Linked DNA regions of Homo sapiens: region 1 is linked to region 2. A link is a loop called in an ENCODE intact Hi-C map of the cell type or tissue named here. Cell type or tissue: PC-9. All regions are shown on one strand. Each heading gives the region's core, and the rest is flanking DNA. Links, peaks and the distances in the headings are about the cores only.

Evidence for each region. Peaks named below come from ENCODE experiments on the same cell type or tissue, not always from the same donor. Only the 100,000 strongest peaks of a DNase experiment are listed, where the experiment ranks them.
Region 1: it touches region 2 in a loop (7-fold over the local background); 4 of 110 quality-filtered maps call a loop at or near these places.

Annotation. Positions count from the first base shown.
Region 1 is chr20:13,026,820-13,035,162 of GRCh38, forward strand. All of the region lies in intron 1 of SPTLC3 (serine palmitoyltransferase long chain base subunit 3), which reads left to right. Among named protein-coding and RNA genes, the nearest start is that of SPTLC3, 22 kb to the left of the region's middle. RefSeq lists an enhancer at 2,662-3,861. In PC-9, for the core only: no CTCF peak of the experiment used is centred there; a DNase peak (open chromatin) is centred at 3,342; H3K4me3 peaks cover 971 bases; H3K27ac peaks cover 2,137 bases.
Region 2 is chr20:13,096,515-13,104,857 of GRCh38, forward strand. All of the region lies in intron 6 of SPTLC3 (serine palmitoyltransferase long chain base subunit 3), which reads left to right. It also overlaps a transcript of TASP1 not described here. Among named protein-coding and RNA genes, the nearest start is that of SPTLC3, 92 kb to the left of the region's middle. In PC-9, for the core only: no CTCF peak of the experiment used is centred there; a DNase peak (open chromatin) is centred at 3,367.

The sequences.
Region 1 (8,343 bases), core at 142-8,141, 70 kb before region 2:
AAAAACTGTTACATGTCAGACACTGTTCTAGGAACTGGAGCCCGTTCTTCCCTAGTGGGCATCAGGCCAAAAGCACCGGAGATTCAACACCCCCTAGAAGCAGTGCTCAACCTTTGACTGATGGGAGCTGGATGATAAATACCCCAGCAGCCTCATCCTTCGGGAAAGATAATTCTTAGGTGTGTTCTACACTGTCTTCTGCAGACCCCGGTGGAAGCGAGCTCCAGCTGCCCACACTGGTAACTGCCTTAAAAGCACACCGTTCATTGGTTTCCTTCCCTTTTCTGGCTGGCTCATCTCTCCTCCTCTAACAGTGCTTCCTGGGATAACCTTCCAAATAAACAGGTTGTATTTGAATCTTTTATACAGGTTTGCTTCTGGAGAACCCAAAATTAAGACAGTGATTTTTATAAAACACGGCCAATTTTTACCCCTTTAACCTTCAGCATCAACTACAATGATCCTTACGTCTGTACGTCCCTTTCACATCCAGGATCTCATTGTACCCTCAGTCATCCAGGAAGTGATCCAGTGCTGTGAAGCAGATAAACAAATGCTACTGACCTGTTTTAGGATGAGAAAATGGGGCTCAGAAAAGTGAGATCAAAACCACATAGATAATAGAGACAGAGCTGGATAATATTATAATGCCAGACACAGACACGCCGACTCTACATTCAGGAATGCCTTCAAGGGCTGGGTGCAGCAGACACCTGTCAGGCCCTTATTCAGTGCATACAACTCCGTCCACTTCCCCTCATAAGAACAGGAAGGAAGGAAAAAAATCAGAGCCTCTGTTCTTCAGTAATCTATTTCAGCACGCACACACACACACACACACACACACACACACACACACACGCAAAAGTGTCAATTTAGTTATTAAACTGCCCAGAGGAACAGCTTTGGGAATCAGTCTTACTAAAATTTTAAAAATCCATGCGATTCTAAAAGCCTCAAAGAATAATACTGATTTCTACCTAAGACTTTTATAGCTAGGCAGCAAAGTGATTTTACATGGCATATCAGATAGCAAAATTTTCTACAAATCTCTCTTAAACAATTATTTACCTTTGTCATCACATCTCTATGTTTTATATGATGTATATTTCTTAGAATACCTTCTTTGGAGTCTTTGACCAGCCTCAGCTCTATTCTTAAAATCTTGACATTACGAATGGTTAATTCTAGACCCAGCAAGGGCACACGAGTCAATTCACGCCTTGGTTCCTTTGTTGAGTTTGCCCAAGGCAGAGGCATTGATGACACGGTTGGAACTCTTGGGTTCTTGCAACATAACATGCTTTTCAACCACCTACTTTGATAATTAGTCCTAAGGAAACTTGGCTCCAGAACTTCTTACATATTAGAATAATAATGGCAGAACGGATATCAGATCTCAGAGAACCATGTTATATGATTTTTTTTAAGATCTTAGTAATACATTTCTCAACAGGACCAGAAGTTTCTGTTCACAAAGTGTGAAAGCTCAGGGGGCTGATGTCTGGTGATTCAGTCCAGTGGAATCAGACTTCAGAATTTCATAGACCTGTGAGTTTTTTTTAAGTGAATTATATTGTACCAAAGTTTTTATTCTGCCATGATTCAAAAGATCTAATAACCCCTTATCCACTATCACTATCGTCCATAAATTCACCCTAAAAGATATTATGGACATGATGTCTGATTAAGAGACAGTCCCTAGGAAGATGTCCATATATGTATATACTTGCAAGCATAATATACTTATATGTTACACATATATATCATTTTTAAATTTTACCATACATCAGTGAAAATTTTCATACATGTCTTTAAAGTGTTATAGACTAGTATTTAGGAACTATTAGACTAACCAACAAGTAGATACAAGATAAGAATGGACTATTCTTCTCTGCTGGTTTTGCATTTTGTCAAAACCAGGATCAAAGCCAACAACAGTAACTAGCTTCCACTTCCTTTAAGGCTGAATTATTTATGCTTTGTTCTCTCACAAGAGTGTGATATTCAGACCTGGAACACAGCCTTGGGACACTCGTATCCTTTACTGCTGATGAAGCTATTTGGCTATTATTTTAAAATAGGAAGCAACAGAGACTCAAACAGGTATAGTCACTTGCCCAAGATCTCAAAACGGCCAATCCAGGGCAAGACATGCCTGTGCCCTTTGCCTGTAACACTGTACTCCCTTACACATCACAAAACCAGAAACAAACTCCGAAGGAGCCCTTGACAGTAACACTATTTGTCCACCCATGCAAATGATTTGGGGCACCTGGAGATATCCCACAGCTGAAGTACATCTCGGGTTAGTTTGTTAGCTTATGACAGGAGGGGCTGGCCTTTTCTTTAAGAATCCATCCTTTCCCATTGGTTCATTCTTAGCAAGACAACTGAATCACGTCCCTACAGACTGAGTATAGTACTCAGAAATAAAAGTGCTCCACATGGTGACCTGCGAAAATGATTCAATGGTTGAATTAAACAAGTCACAGACATCAGTTCGCTTTTGTTAAGTATAATGTCAATCTTAATATTCCAGTCAGATAACTCATGCTTTTCACCTATTCACTTCTTTCGGCTCAGGAGCTATGATGGCTAAAACATGCCTGGTTATACAAAGCTGGTTGATTCAGGAGTATTGCTAGTCAAGATTAGCCTTGCTCTGGGAGAGGTTATTTTTTCCTATATTATATGGCACTTGAAAACAATTAATCAGATAATTATAATTATGATCATGGATATTATTAGACTTTTTGGAAGCAAATTAATAAATTGTTGTGGTGCCATTTTCTTAGCGAATTACTTGTTTGGAGACAATATACTTATTTTTCATGGAAGCAAAAGGCTTTCATGAAAAGTAAAATAACATGTGCTGCTTTCAGTGCAAACAAAAGATCTCAGCCAGGGAATCCGTATATTTCAACTAAGTGTAATCTGTAAGGATACATTCTGTCTTCAAAGGAAACCAAAAGATGAACCAAGTTATATGGGGTAATAGGCTATGTGCAGCCACACACCAATTCCTAATAAACACACAGAGAAGGGAACAGCTGCTGAATCCTTGGCAAGTTTCTCTCTTTCTAGGTCAGAGAGCCTTCTGCTTCTACATGTGGCTGAATAGCAGTCCCTGTTTGGTCTAGCATCAGGGGACAGGAAATTTTGGGTGGGACCTAGGTATAGTAGCTCAGCAAGGAGGTGCAAGAAGAAATTGGTTTATTTTGATTCAAAAAGAAAAACTGTGGTTTGTAATCCAAGTTCAGTCCACGGAGCTCAGCCAAATGACTGTCAGAACCACATTGCATGTGCCTCCAGGAGCCCCACCCTCATAATAACTCATCCATGAGTCACTGGCTGCCCCTACTGTGAAGAAATGCCACAGGGCACACCACACTGTGATGTCAAAACACACCTCTGTTGTTGGTTCATTCCTGTGGAATTTAGGAGACTAGCCTTTTGAATTTTGGTCAGAGACTTGAAATTTCAGAACCAACTAAGTAAGCTGGACTCATCAAATTTTCTTCCACCACGAATATAAAAGAGATTTTAAAATGACTAACCACAAATCACTGTGAACCACTGAATACGGGGGCTCCCTGGAGATCTATTTACCACATCATCTTCCAATGGCCCTTTCAAGAACCATGCCTGATCAGGCTACCATTTGTTTAAACTCATCAGTAGCTTCCCGTGTTAAGATCAAAGCTGCAATCCTTAACACAATTTGCCAGCCCTGCATCACCTCCTCAGCCTATTCATTCTTACATTTGTTCCTTCATTCATTAAATATTTACTGGACCCCTGTTACATGTCAGACACTGTTCTAGGAACTGGGGTACTACTAGCAATGGACAAAGTGGATGGAGGTCCTCCTCCTGGAACTGACATTCAGCCATGCCTGCCCCTCCCTATCCATGAGCTACCCCAACCGCACACCCTCCTTACCATTCCTCAAGCACTTCCTTCTGCCTGGAAGACTTTTTATTCCTGGTAAACTCCTACTGATTATTCAGATTTTATTTAAAACTTCATTTTCTTTGGGGAGGACCTTCTCTTTTTCTGAACTAGGTCAGATCCCATCCTATAACCACTCCACAGCACTCTTAATTACTTATAATTTTCCTTTTTCTAAATATTGTTCATCCGTATTTCCTTCCAGACCAAGGGTTGGCAGCCTTTGATAGATAGTAAATATTTTCAGCTCTGTAAGCTATTCAGTCTCTGTTACAACTACTCAACTCTGCCACTGCACCGGAAATGCAGCCATAGGCAATACATGAACAAATGGATACAGCTGGGTTTCAATAAAACTTTATTACAAAATTAGGCTGCGGGCCATAATTTGCCAACTTCTGGACAATAGAACTTCCTATGATGATGGAAATGCTCTATAAATGTCCTGTCCAGTAAGGTAGCCACCAACTACATGAGAATATTGAGCACTTGAAATGTGGCTAGTGCAATCGAAGATCTCAATCTCTAAACTTAATTTAAACTATTGAAATTTAAATGTAACTAACGACATATGGCTAGCAACAATTGTATTGAACAGCATAGATCTAAACCGTGAGAGCAGGGCCTCTGTCCCTCTTGCTCACACCATTTCACCTGAACCTAGCACACTAGCTGGCACAGAGTTGGTGCTCAATATATAATTTTGGAATGAATGAATGAACAGATGTATAAACATGAAATAAATTATCAAACTCCTTGTCTCCTTTTCACCACTGCTATGGCACTTGGCTAGACTTCTTGCTCTCTAGTCTTAAAAGGTTCTATTTTTGTTCTATTTTGCACATGGTTTCTCTCCACTAGCCCATGACCTCCATGAGGCTGGGTGCTGTAAGACACTACCCAAGTGATCTTTCCCATGCCCAACACAGGTACACGCACGTGGAAGTCAAGCTTTGCACAGTGTTTGCAGCTACTAGTATTCACCTGAGATGGAAAAAGACTAAGTCCCATGGGTACTCTATTTCTGAAATATGTTCCAGTTTGTCATGTCTTAAAGATCTAACTTTTATGTTTCTTTCGGGCTTTAACCCTGGTATGTGGATTTGAGAGGATCAACTTAGTCCTGTCTTTTCCCGCTTCATAACCTTAGGCAAGTTGCTTAATGTCCTTGTGTCTCTCTTATTACGTGAAGATGATTCTAATTCCATTGCAGTGATCCACCACCTACTTCTTTGGAATAGCATGTAAGTAAATAAGAGCATGTCCATAAAAGCTTTTGAGCACCTGAGAGATAAACATTGTTCTCACATGGCATTTTATAATTGGTCAAGAACGTGGTAGTTATTCTCAGAGATATAAAACCAATAGTACATTGTTTTCTCTGATTTATCAGAATAACTCAATAAAAGCTCTGTGTTCCTCAAGTGAGCCAGCCAGTTATAAACAAGATCAGAATAATGCAGCCATTGCAGGATGGTGAAGGATAGCCACTTAGCTCTAAAGCTGAAGTAAGTCCAATTGACTTAGAACCTTCACCCTAGCTGTCATTCCAAGTGGGGTCCAGTTTACAAATATTTCTGCCCTGCATTTCTTCTGCAGTTCTGATAGGGGAACATCCCAATGAAAGCACACCTTTCTTTCACAACTACCTGAAAGACAAAGTCTGGCTTACCCTGCTATCAAAGGCGTTCCATTATTCAATTCCAGTGGACTCTATACAGCTTATCACCAAGTATATACCATTCAAGGCCCAGCCAGAGGCCCATGCAAGGCCATGTTCCCTCATTTCCACCCACCAATGGGTGCCCACACTGGTCCTCCTATCCTGGAAGGTCTTTACCACCTCTCTTAACTTTCCCAGTCTTGGCTCTCCCTCATTCACTCATTTCTTCAGCAGATATTCACTAAACACTCTGCTGGGGACTCAATTTAGACCCCTCCATGCAATCCTGCCTTTTGTGGGAATCCTTCATCCTTCACTCACCACTCTGGCTGCACCTTGCTGAAGCCTTGGCCCTCCTCAGATCCTCACTGTTTTGTTGGCTGACTTCTCAGGTGGTGAATGGGAAACTCAAGATGATGGGAAATTAAATTAACCTCTTATGAACTGACCTGATTAATCAATAGAAAGAAAGGGCTGGAGTAGCTAATATAGGAAAACTTGACCCCTCAAAGTTTCCATATTTGTAACTTATCACTCTCTTTGACTTCTGGGGTCAGTGAAGCCTAACACTTACAAAGACATGCTCAATCAATCAAGAACTAAGACTTGGGTCTTCTACAGAGTTAATTTTATACTTAAACTTCCTCAGACCTTGATTTGAATTTTGATCAGACCAGGTGTTTCCTAATACAGACATTTCCTTGAGGAGGTAATTTGGTTCTCAGACTTCCACCAAACCCTTCTAAGCAAAGGTTAGAAAGGAAAGAATTTAACAATATTCTGATAGTATGTGTGTATTAAGGTAATACTTGGTGTCATAATACATAAGCCACCAAATCCCAATGGCATAACCCAACAGAAATTTATTTCTATTCATAATAAATCTAATTGGTAGTGATAAGAAGTAGGGTTGGGAGGCGGTAAGGACTCTGTTCCTCACATTTCTTCAGAAAACCAGGCTAACAAAGGTTCTGGAATCTTTAATGTGTAGCTTCCAAGGTCATCTTGGCCATCAACATTCAGATGGCAACAGTGAAGAGAGGCTTTTATGAGCTAGTCATAGAAGTAACACACTTTTCTTCTATTCACTTCACGTTGCTCAGAACTCAGTCTTATGGCCACATTTGTCTTCAAGGGATGTCAGAAATGTAGCCTAGCTGTGAGGAGGAGAGGTAAATGGGTTTGGTGAATAGCCAGTCTTTGTCACACCAGACAATAGTGTTGAAATATTTAAAAGATAATAAGAGATAATGGAAGCTATTATTTTTGCAAGTGATCTTTTATTTTCTGTTCTTTCATTAATGAACAGAAAATATTTATTAAGTGACTTGCCTATTAAAAAATCTTTAAAATATTATTGTTATACAAGGTGGTGAGTGTAATGATGGTGTTATGCAGTGAGAACATCCAGCCTGGTGCTTTTTAGGAAGTGAAGCCAGAGCTGTGTCTTAAGGCAGGCAGAGTGTCTGTATGTGAGGTGGAGGTGAGGGAGAGGTGAAAGGGGAGAACAGTTGGGAAGAAACAGAAGAAACTGAAGAAATTACGAAAAGTGACGATATGAAGAAAGGCTAGGAAGGAATAAAAAGCAGGGTGTGAAGTGAGAGCCATTTGATACTGCTTAGGCAATAAATGGAAGGTGGAACATCAGAGATCAGGCAGATTATTGTCTTCTGTACCAAATAACTAAGCTCTATACTGAAAACCAACAATTCCCAAAGAGTTTTTCTCATGACATAGGTAGATGTCATGAAAGATAAAAGAAAAAAAAAATGTATTTGATATATGTACTGAGTTTCCCAAGTTAAATGGTTTTTCACTTCAGTATTGCTCACAGCACTTAACAAGTTGATTCAATCAGCAAATATTTATCCCACATCATGTGTGAGGCCATGTGTAGACACTGGGGACACAGTGAGGAATAAGAAAGATATTGCCACTGACTGCTACATCCTAGCTTTTGACATGAAAATCCCCAGCACAGGGCAAAGGTACATACTTTTTTTTCCCAAACTCTTTTTGTTGATGGCCATCTCTAGGGAGCAGATTAGAGTTAGACCTCCTGATGGTGTCCCATAATTCTTGTGGTCTTTCTTTATTATTCTTAATTATCTTTTCTCCTCTAACTGGAAAATTTATTTTCCAGAAATTATATTTGCAGAGAGTGGCTGAAAACATCTACATCTGGGGAAAGATGCCAACACACAGACATAGGAAGTACAGAGACCTTCAGTAAAATTTAACCCAACGAGAAACTTTACCATCACACATAAAATTAAACTACCCCAAATCAAGAACTAAATAGTGTATCATTTGCGTCAGTTCTACATGTAAAAACATACTTTTTGTTATTCACCAAAAAAAAAATGCTGTTATAGATGATGGTTGGATGTTAGAGCTAGAGAAAGAGTTGTCTAGCACCTGCAGAGTTGAGGAGTCAAAATCAAATAAAGAGACCACCCAGGAGGTAATTGCAGTGGTCCAGGAGAAAGGTGATGGGTATCTATCCTGATGTTCTCAATTCTATCTTGGGGATCTTTCTCTCTATTCATTGCTACTGTGCCTATCCTTCCACTGCTCAGCAGTCAAACCTTTGATCAATTCTTCCCTCATTCATGAAACCTCCCCTGCCTTTTCCAGCCAGTGTTAGCTTCATGTTCCTCCCAGTTCTCACAGCTGTTCCCTGAACATCTCTCTATGTACCATTTGTCAGCTTTCAGTCTCTCTGT
Region 2 (8,343 bases), core at 158-8,157:
TTTGAGTGAAATAAACCAGACACAAACGTGTATACATACTGTCTGAGTTCATTTGTAGTCAATTCAAAAATAGACAAAACTAATCTATGATGATAGAAATTATAACAATGCTTGTCTCTGGTTTGGAGGGAGGGAATTGGTGAGAAGAGGCATAAAAGAACTTTCTGGGGCAATCTTTTGATGGGGTGATGGTTACATTCTTATTTAAATTCATCGAATTGTACACTTAATATTTGTATGTTTCCCTGTAAGTAAATTTAAGCTAACAATATTATTATAATCATACAACATATATAAAATTAAAACCATTGCTCCAATATTTTAAAACAAAGTACAGGCTTTGACCCATGCATTTGTGTCCTCATCCTACAGCTTATTAGACTGTGAAACTGTGGTCCTAGACACACTACTTTACCTTCTGGATCTCAATTTTTCTATTCCAAAAATGAGGATAATTATGATACACAAATAATACTGTGGTTGGAAAAGGCATATAAGTGCTTAGCACAATGCCTGGCAATGGGAACTACTGAATTATTTGTAGCTGCTATGTTATTACTATTATTACCCTCGTCATTGTCATCAGTGTCACTAAGGGACAGTAGAAAACATTATGGAAAAATGAAGAGTCTATTTCTCCTTGGGAATTGCATAAAATGGATGGCATTTGCAGTAGATGCTGAAGGATTAAGATAATTCTAATCAGGGAAGAAGAAAAGATTATTTCAAGCAGAAAACTAATCTGGAGCATGCAGAGAGCAGCAGGACTTTCAGCATGACCTGAACAATCATGCTAAGAATGTATGTACTTCAAAAAGCAACAAAAGGCACCTGGGAGTTCTGCTTCTTACCATGCTGTTCCCCAGCTAAACTGGTTTTTCTCAAAACATTTAGTTGCCTTCTCCATATGTCTAGTAGAGATGGAAACAGAGACACAAGCTTTAAGTTAAAGCTTTGAACAGCACTGGATGAAAAAAAAATAATAATTCTGAAGATCGTCTGTCTCTACAGCAGTGTTCTCTTAGAATTTCTCTATTCTCTGTTTTTGTGTTGTTTTGTTTTGTTGTTGTTTTTCCATTTGCTATTACCTGGAAGTCATCAGTGAGGGGCAGATGGACCCTGTGTGTCTCCAGATATGATACCCTAAAAAGCCTTTGACATCATTTATATGGGATGCAGGTTAGAGCACTGAATCCTGTCACCAGACAACCCCAAATTAGGAATGTTCTATTTTTAAAAAGGGAATTGTATTCTCTAAACATGTCAATACCATAAGAGACAGTGAAAGGCTGAGGAAATGGCCCAGATTAAAGGATAAGAAAGAACAGTATCAGCCAAGTGCAATGGCGGGTCCTAGACTAGATTCCAAAAGAGACAGGAAAATGCATAAAGGAAATTACTAGGCCAGTTTGAAAAATTGGAAGATGCATGGTAAATTAGATAATATTAGATAAGAATAGTGTATCAACATTAAAAATACTGAAGTGGATCATTTCACCATAGTCCAGGGGTAGACAACTTATGACCTGTGAACTAAGAACACTTTTACATATTTAAAGCGTCGTATAAAGAAAAAGAAGACTACGCAACAGAGACTGTATGTGGTCCACAAAGCCTAAAGTAAAACTATCTGGCTTTTTTATAGAAAAGGTTTGCTGAATCCTGCTGTAATTGTATGAGAATACCCTATTCTTAAAGGGGAGAATACCCTATTCTTAAAGAAGACACATTGAATTATTTAGGGGTAAAGACCATGATATATGCAACTTTGTCTTAATTCAGGGAAACAATTGTGTGTGTGTGTACACACACATTTAAACACAGGTGGACAGACATAGCTATAAATATGCATAGACGAGATGATTAAGCAAATGGGATAAAGTGTTAATAGGTGAATCTAGGTTAAAGTAAGTGGGTGTTCTTTGCAGTACTCTTATTCTTGGAATTTTTCTATTACGTTTCAAATTATTTCCAATAAAATTTTCCCTTAAATTCTTAACTTTTTGCTGAAATTACAATTTAAGGGTTAAATTTTATCTCCCAATTTTACAAAGCTCTCAAAACATTCAGTAACTTATTCTTCATGCCCTCCCTTTGTACTCATGAAAAATAGATAATAGTTACTATCTCTATCCTAACAATGAATGTTAGCTGTTGTTATTTAGACTAGCAACTAACATTTATTGAGAAAGTCCTCTGTGCCAGATGCTGAGGTAATGGCCTTCTCTAATTTATTTAGCCCTGTGAAGAATTCCATGAGGTAGGAACTGCTTTACAAATGAGAAGATTCAGGCTTAGAGTTATTAAGCAACTTGTCCAAGATCATACAACTGATTAATAGTGAAGCCTGGAGCTATCTGGGTAAATACTGCCCTTCCCAACTAATTGAGAATTGGGTGCAGCTAGGGTCAGAGTCTGTCCTCTAACCCATGGGAGTCTATTATGCCTGAGCTGCTGTTGCTCTTCTGCTCTCTTTGGTAGGAAAAATAATGCTCACCCTCCAAAGACGTCCATGCCCTCATCCCCAGAACCTACAAACATTATGTTGCCTGGCAAAGGGAATTCAGGTTGCAGATGGAATTCAGGCCGCAAAACAGCTAACCTTAAAGAGACTATCCACGTAGGTCTAGTGCAATCATAGGGTTGTTAAATGTGGAAAAGAGTGGCAAAAGAGTGAGGATCAGGGCAATGCAATGTGAGAAAGACTTAAAGAGCCCTTGCTGGCTTTGAAGATGAAAGAAGACCACAAGCTAAGGAATGCAGGAAGCATTTCCCTAGAAGCCGGAAAAACCAAGGACATGGATTCTCCCCTAGAGCTTCCAGACAGAAATACAGCCCTGCCAATATCTTGATTTTCACCCAGTCGAACCCATTTCAGACTTCTGACCTCTAGAACTGTAAGATAAGTTTGTGTTGTCTTAAAGTCACTAAGTGTATTCTAACTTCTTACAGCAGCAATAGGAAACCACTAGGCTTTCATTCACAGGTGCACAGAACCCTTGTTCCCACACACCCACATGTTTAATACAACTTTGAAACACGAGCATATTCTGCTGCTGTTGTATTTACATCACAAAAACAGACCCCTTGAGAGCAGTTATTTCCAGGGTCCTCTGAATGACTTCTTTCTTGAGAGGTGAGGGAAGCAAGAAGTATAAGGACAGGGAAAGAACTGAATGGAGTTATAATATGTACAGCATCAGATGCTGCTGGCTCTGTTTCTTGCTCTGCTATTCCCAAGATAATACTAACTGCTTTAGTATGCAGTGATGTCTTAATCCTTCATATGCATCCACACAGATTGGACTGATAATACAGGGATTGTTTAGGATCTGCAGAAACTGTATGTGCATGACACACACAACCAGTCCAGATAGAAGCTAATAACTTGTGAGACAGGTTTTAAGAATGGCCACCTGCACCAGAGCATTCTTAAACAATGGGATTGTGGAATTTCATGCAACTCTAAACTTGTTCTGCTCTCACAGACTGTCCTCTGCTTCATGTCCTCTCCTTACACCTTAACAATACTCTTCTGCCTGTTGGAGAGGAGGAGGTTCTATTTTTTAGCAGTACCAATGGAAGTGGACATCCTTTGTTATTTAAGCCAACTATAAATGAATCAGAATTCTGGGCCCTTGGATTTTTTAATTCTCTGTAGGAAAAAATACCTAAGATATACTTAAACCTACTCAGACCATCATAATAAACTTTTAAGCCTGTGTAAATAGGCTTGACCATTAACTCCAAAGCTATTCATTATTATTCTCTCTCCATTTCCCACAAAGCCAGAATGAATACCTGAGAAGACTAAATAGAAGGAAAGTTCTGCAAGGGAGCAAAATCAGAACACCGAAAGTCTATTTCCTAAAAAAACAGGAAAAGACTCAGAAGTGCATTTTTAGTGATGCTAAATTCAAAACTGGGTACTAGAGCCAGGCCTGGTGGCTCATATCTGTAAGCCCAACTACTCGGTTAGCTAAGATGAAAGGCTCACTTAAGGCCAGGAGTTCAAGACCAGCCTGGGCAACATAGCAAGACCTCATTTCTTAAACAATAACAACAACAACAAAAAAAACACCTGAGTACCAGAATCTTTTATCACCATAGATTAGTTCTTCTATAATAGTACATGTGGATAATAGCTGAGTCATAACTACTCTATCATTTATTCAGCTTTCACTGGTATTAAGTTCTTAGCTAACTGGTTCATTTAATTTTAACAGCAACCCAGATACAGAGTTCTTTTCATTATCCTCATTTTATTAAAGAGAAAACTAATCCTCAAAGTGATTATATGACCTGCCTAAGGTCAGGCAAATGATAAATCACAGGGGTCAAAATGCAGACCCAAGTCTGTTGCTTTTGTCTTGGTTTGCTTCCCCCAGCAGCAGACCTTGAGACACGGATGTAATCACAAGTCACTTATTCAGAAAGTGATGCCAGGAAGCACCAGTAGGTGAGCAGGGCACAGGAAGCACCAGTAGGTGACCAGGGCACAGGAAGGCAGCCAACATGGTGCATTGTCAAGCAAGTGACCAGAGTGGACAACAGGACCTCGATTCTACTAGGAAACTCTGGGTGCCAGGATAGATAACTCACTGTTATCCCTACCTGTGGGCTGAGGGAGCTGAAGTATTTACCCACAAATTCCCATTTGTGACTGATTGAAGGCTGCTCCCTAATCAGGCTATGTTCCCACAGCCAGAAAAAGAGCTCTTAGGCAAAGAATGGCCTGTGTTTGCATGAAGAAGCTGGGCTGAGAGGGTATAGGCAGGATGTGCACAGCACTTGTTAACACTCTTAACCACTAGCTGAGTCCAGCTATTTGCTGCCAGGCCATATGTAGGAGTCAGAAAGCTATGGTCCCTTGTGTAAAACTCAGTCCAGTGTGATGGCTAATGGAGCCCTATCCTGTTAGTAGCCTCAATTTCAATTCAGAATGCTGAAGTTTGGCCTCTGCATTCTTGCTCGCTGAGTATTAAAAAGATCTCTTTGCATTTTCTACTGTGGGCAGCTTCAGGGACATAGCCAACCCTCAGGCTGCCCTTGTGCTATCCAGCCATTCTCCAGCCATTTCACGGCCTCAGCTACAGAGTCAGCTGCAACCAGGAACCAACACATTTGTTCTCCATGGTGTTTCTGGTGCATTTTGAGGAAATGAGCAAATAATGAAATTATTTTTCCCCAATATTTCTCAGGCTTTCATATGCACACGAGGTACTTGGGGGCTCTTGTTAAAATGCAGACTCTGAGTGAGCAGGTCTGGGTGGGGGCCTGAGATCCTGCATTCTGACAAGCTCCTGGGTGCCGCTGCTGCTACTGCTGCTGCTGCTGTCATGCAGAACCACACTCAGAGCAGCGAGACTGCAGGCAACCTCGGTCCTCAAGTGAGTCACTAAGACTTTCTTAAGCTAGCCTCGGAGAAAAGCTGTTTCTTCAGCTTAGAGAGTTGTCATGAGGTCAGAGGTCCAGGCAGGTCAAGAATTTGGAGTAGTTTAAAAGAAAAAGTGGAAAGGAAGAACCAAAACTCTGCCTACTAAAGACCAAGAGGAGGAAGAAAAAGAAGGCCAGTGTTTGCCAGAAAACTCTGAGCACTACCTAGTCTGCAGAACAAGGGCTCGAGAGGTTGTTTAAGTAAAAAGTTAAACCCGTAAACATGGCTTAGACTACTTTGCAAGCCATGATCTTTTATATTTCAATGTCCAACTTGGATTTCTAAACTAGGTTGCTTAATAAAGCCAGCAATTGCCTCCCTATCTTTTAATGATAATTAAAAGGTATTGAGCCTTCATTGTAATGAGCCATTTACATTCACCAACTCATTTTAGCCTCATAACTACAAAATGAATCACCTGCTACTCTTATCTCCTTTTTGACAGATGAAGAAGAAACATCTATAAAGTGGTGAAGTGACTTAGATACACAGAGCTAGTAAGAGTCAGAGCTGGTAAACCTAGGAAGTCTGACTCCAGAGTCTCCGTTTTTAAGCATGACACGCTACCTCCTTTCCTGGCCTTTTCTACCCTCTGTTTGCCCCTGGATGGCAGAGTGATGAATGTAATACTTGGTAGCCTCCATCTCCCGTACACCTCTCCCAGGGCCAAGGCAGTTTTGGTTAGGTAGATGCTGCCAGCACCCACCTGACTGAGAATCCTAACCACTGGGCTCCTACACTGTTCCCTGAATCATGTCTCACCTTGGTGCATTGAGCCCCCTCATTTAGAGATCCCATCTCAGTACTTTGTCTCATTCCACAATCTCCTTCCTGAGGATCAGAATCCTATGCATTACATCAAGCCCAGAGCCCAAGCCTATTGGACACCCTGTCCCTGGTTTCTAGGTTCTGCCTGTCCTTCATCTCATGCCTACAGAGTCAAAAGTTGCTGCAATTACCCCCTCCCCCTGCAGGGTAAACAGGCCCTGTCCCTAGCACCTGCCTCATCCATAAGCCCAACCCAGGTCACCTGCTCTCAGCTGTCTTTTGCACTCTTCCAAGAAGATCCCTTTGCTTCTTTCAACTGCCTAAGGCTGTGCGACATCTATCCACATGTTTAAAGAGCCATCCAGAAAACCTGAGCCAAAGTCCTTGCACAATCTGCTTTATAAAACTTAAAGGCACCAGATTTTCAGTCAAAAATGCCCTCTGTGATCTCATGGAGAACAGACCCCATAAATGTGACTTTCAAAAAATAATTGTTTTGCTTGACAAAATTGGTCATTGTGATTTTGTTTCCGCCGAAAGGCTAAAAAAGGGGGACAGTCCTCCCCACCACCATCTTAAAAGTAAGAATAATTTCTTTGTCATCATTCATAGCTATTTAAATACCCGCTACTTACTATTTCACATTTGGGCTGAATCTTGAAGGATGAAACTGCATGTCCAAAGGAATAAGAGGAGTGGATATAGAGATGGGGGGTAAGGGACTAGGAACAGTAAAAAGTGACATTCATTCATCATCCATCCATCTTTTCATTTACAAAATATGAGTGCCGCTGATAGGCAGACACAAAAATATTTTTGCTGAGCAACCCAGAGAGTAGGGAACCAAAGGGTGTCTCTAAATGCAGATGAAAGTAGTTTTTGTGGGGTCATGGATGACAAAGAATAAACCACCAACCACACCAGGAGCATATGGAAAGTGGAGGCTGAGTTTCAGCCCCAATCTCGCATTCCTGGATCCATAGGAGAGGGAGCAGGGGCACTGAGAAATGGGCAGTGAGTGAAGATCTCACAGTAGATCTAGGCCTTTGGAAAACCCACAGCTGCACAAGAGAAGAGAAAGGAGGAAGCCCTGATGTATGCAACAGTGTTGCCATTTGACAGTGAAATAAGAGGAAAGCTAAATGTCTGGGTTTTTTCTTCCGGAAGACACACTATGAACTATGCCCTACCTTCTTGGAAGATTCTGGGTCCCTTGCTGCCTTGTGCTTTCTTTTCACAAAACTGCATCTTCAGCTTTTCCAGATCCAGGAGGCTTGCTATTATTAGGGTTTTGAATGTAAGAACAGGCACAGGCTCAGGCTGGCTAAGAGCATTTGTCACCTAAGCCTGATTGTAGCTTTGGACACATAGTTGGATTATTCCAAGTATTTAGTAATTCAGTAATCCAGTTAACTATGCTGGCAAAAGGCTAGGACTGTTTTGCACTAGGCACCAGAACATGGTCTCCACATTTTCATTTCTTATAGCTAGATATTTATAACCATCTGATAGGGTTTGGCTGTGTCCCCACCCAAATCTCATCTTGAATTGTAGCTCCCATAATTCCCATGTGTTGTGAGAGGGACCCAGTGGGAGATAATTGAATTATGGGGGCGGTTCCCCCTATACTGTTCTCGTGGTAGTGAATAAGTCTCACGAGATCTAATGGTGTTATAAAGGTTTTCCCCTTTCACTTGGCTCCCACTCTCTCGTCTGCCATCACGTAAGATGTGCCTTTCCCCTTCCGCCATGATTGTGAGGCTTCCCCAGCCACGTGGAGCTGTAAGTCCATTAAACCTCATTTTCTTTATAAATTACCCAGTCTCAGGTATGTCTTTATCAGTAGCGTGAAAATGGACTAATACACCACCAAACCAGCTCAATCCTTTTAGTCCTCTACAAACCAAAAGAAACCTCCTTAGTGAGTCAAATTTTGTGCTGAGTAACACCAAGGCATTATTAATGCTCAAATAGTGGTCATTTTAAGTCCGTGGTGTGTCATTGTGACTCAAGAACCACACTGTACCATAGCACCGTGTGTGTGTGCCTAGATGGTGTCAAAATTATACTTTTATTTTAATTTCCGTATCTCAGAATTTTCTTATTAAATCAACAAGAACAGGTTTGTTTGGAGGGCT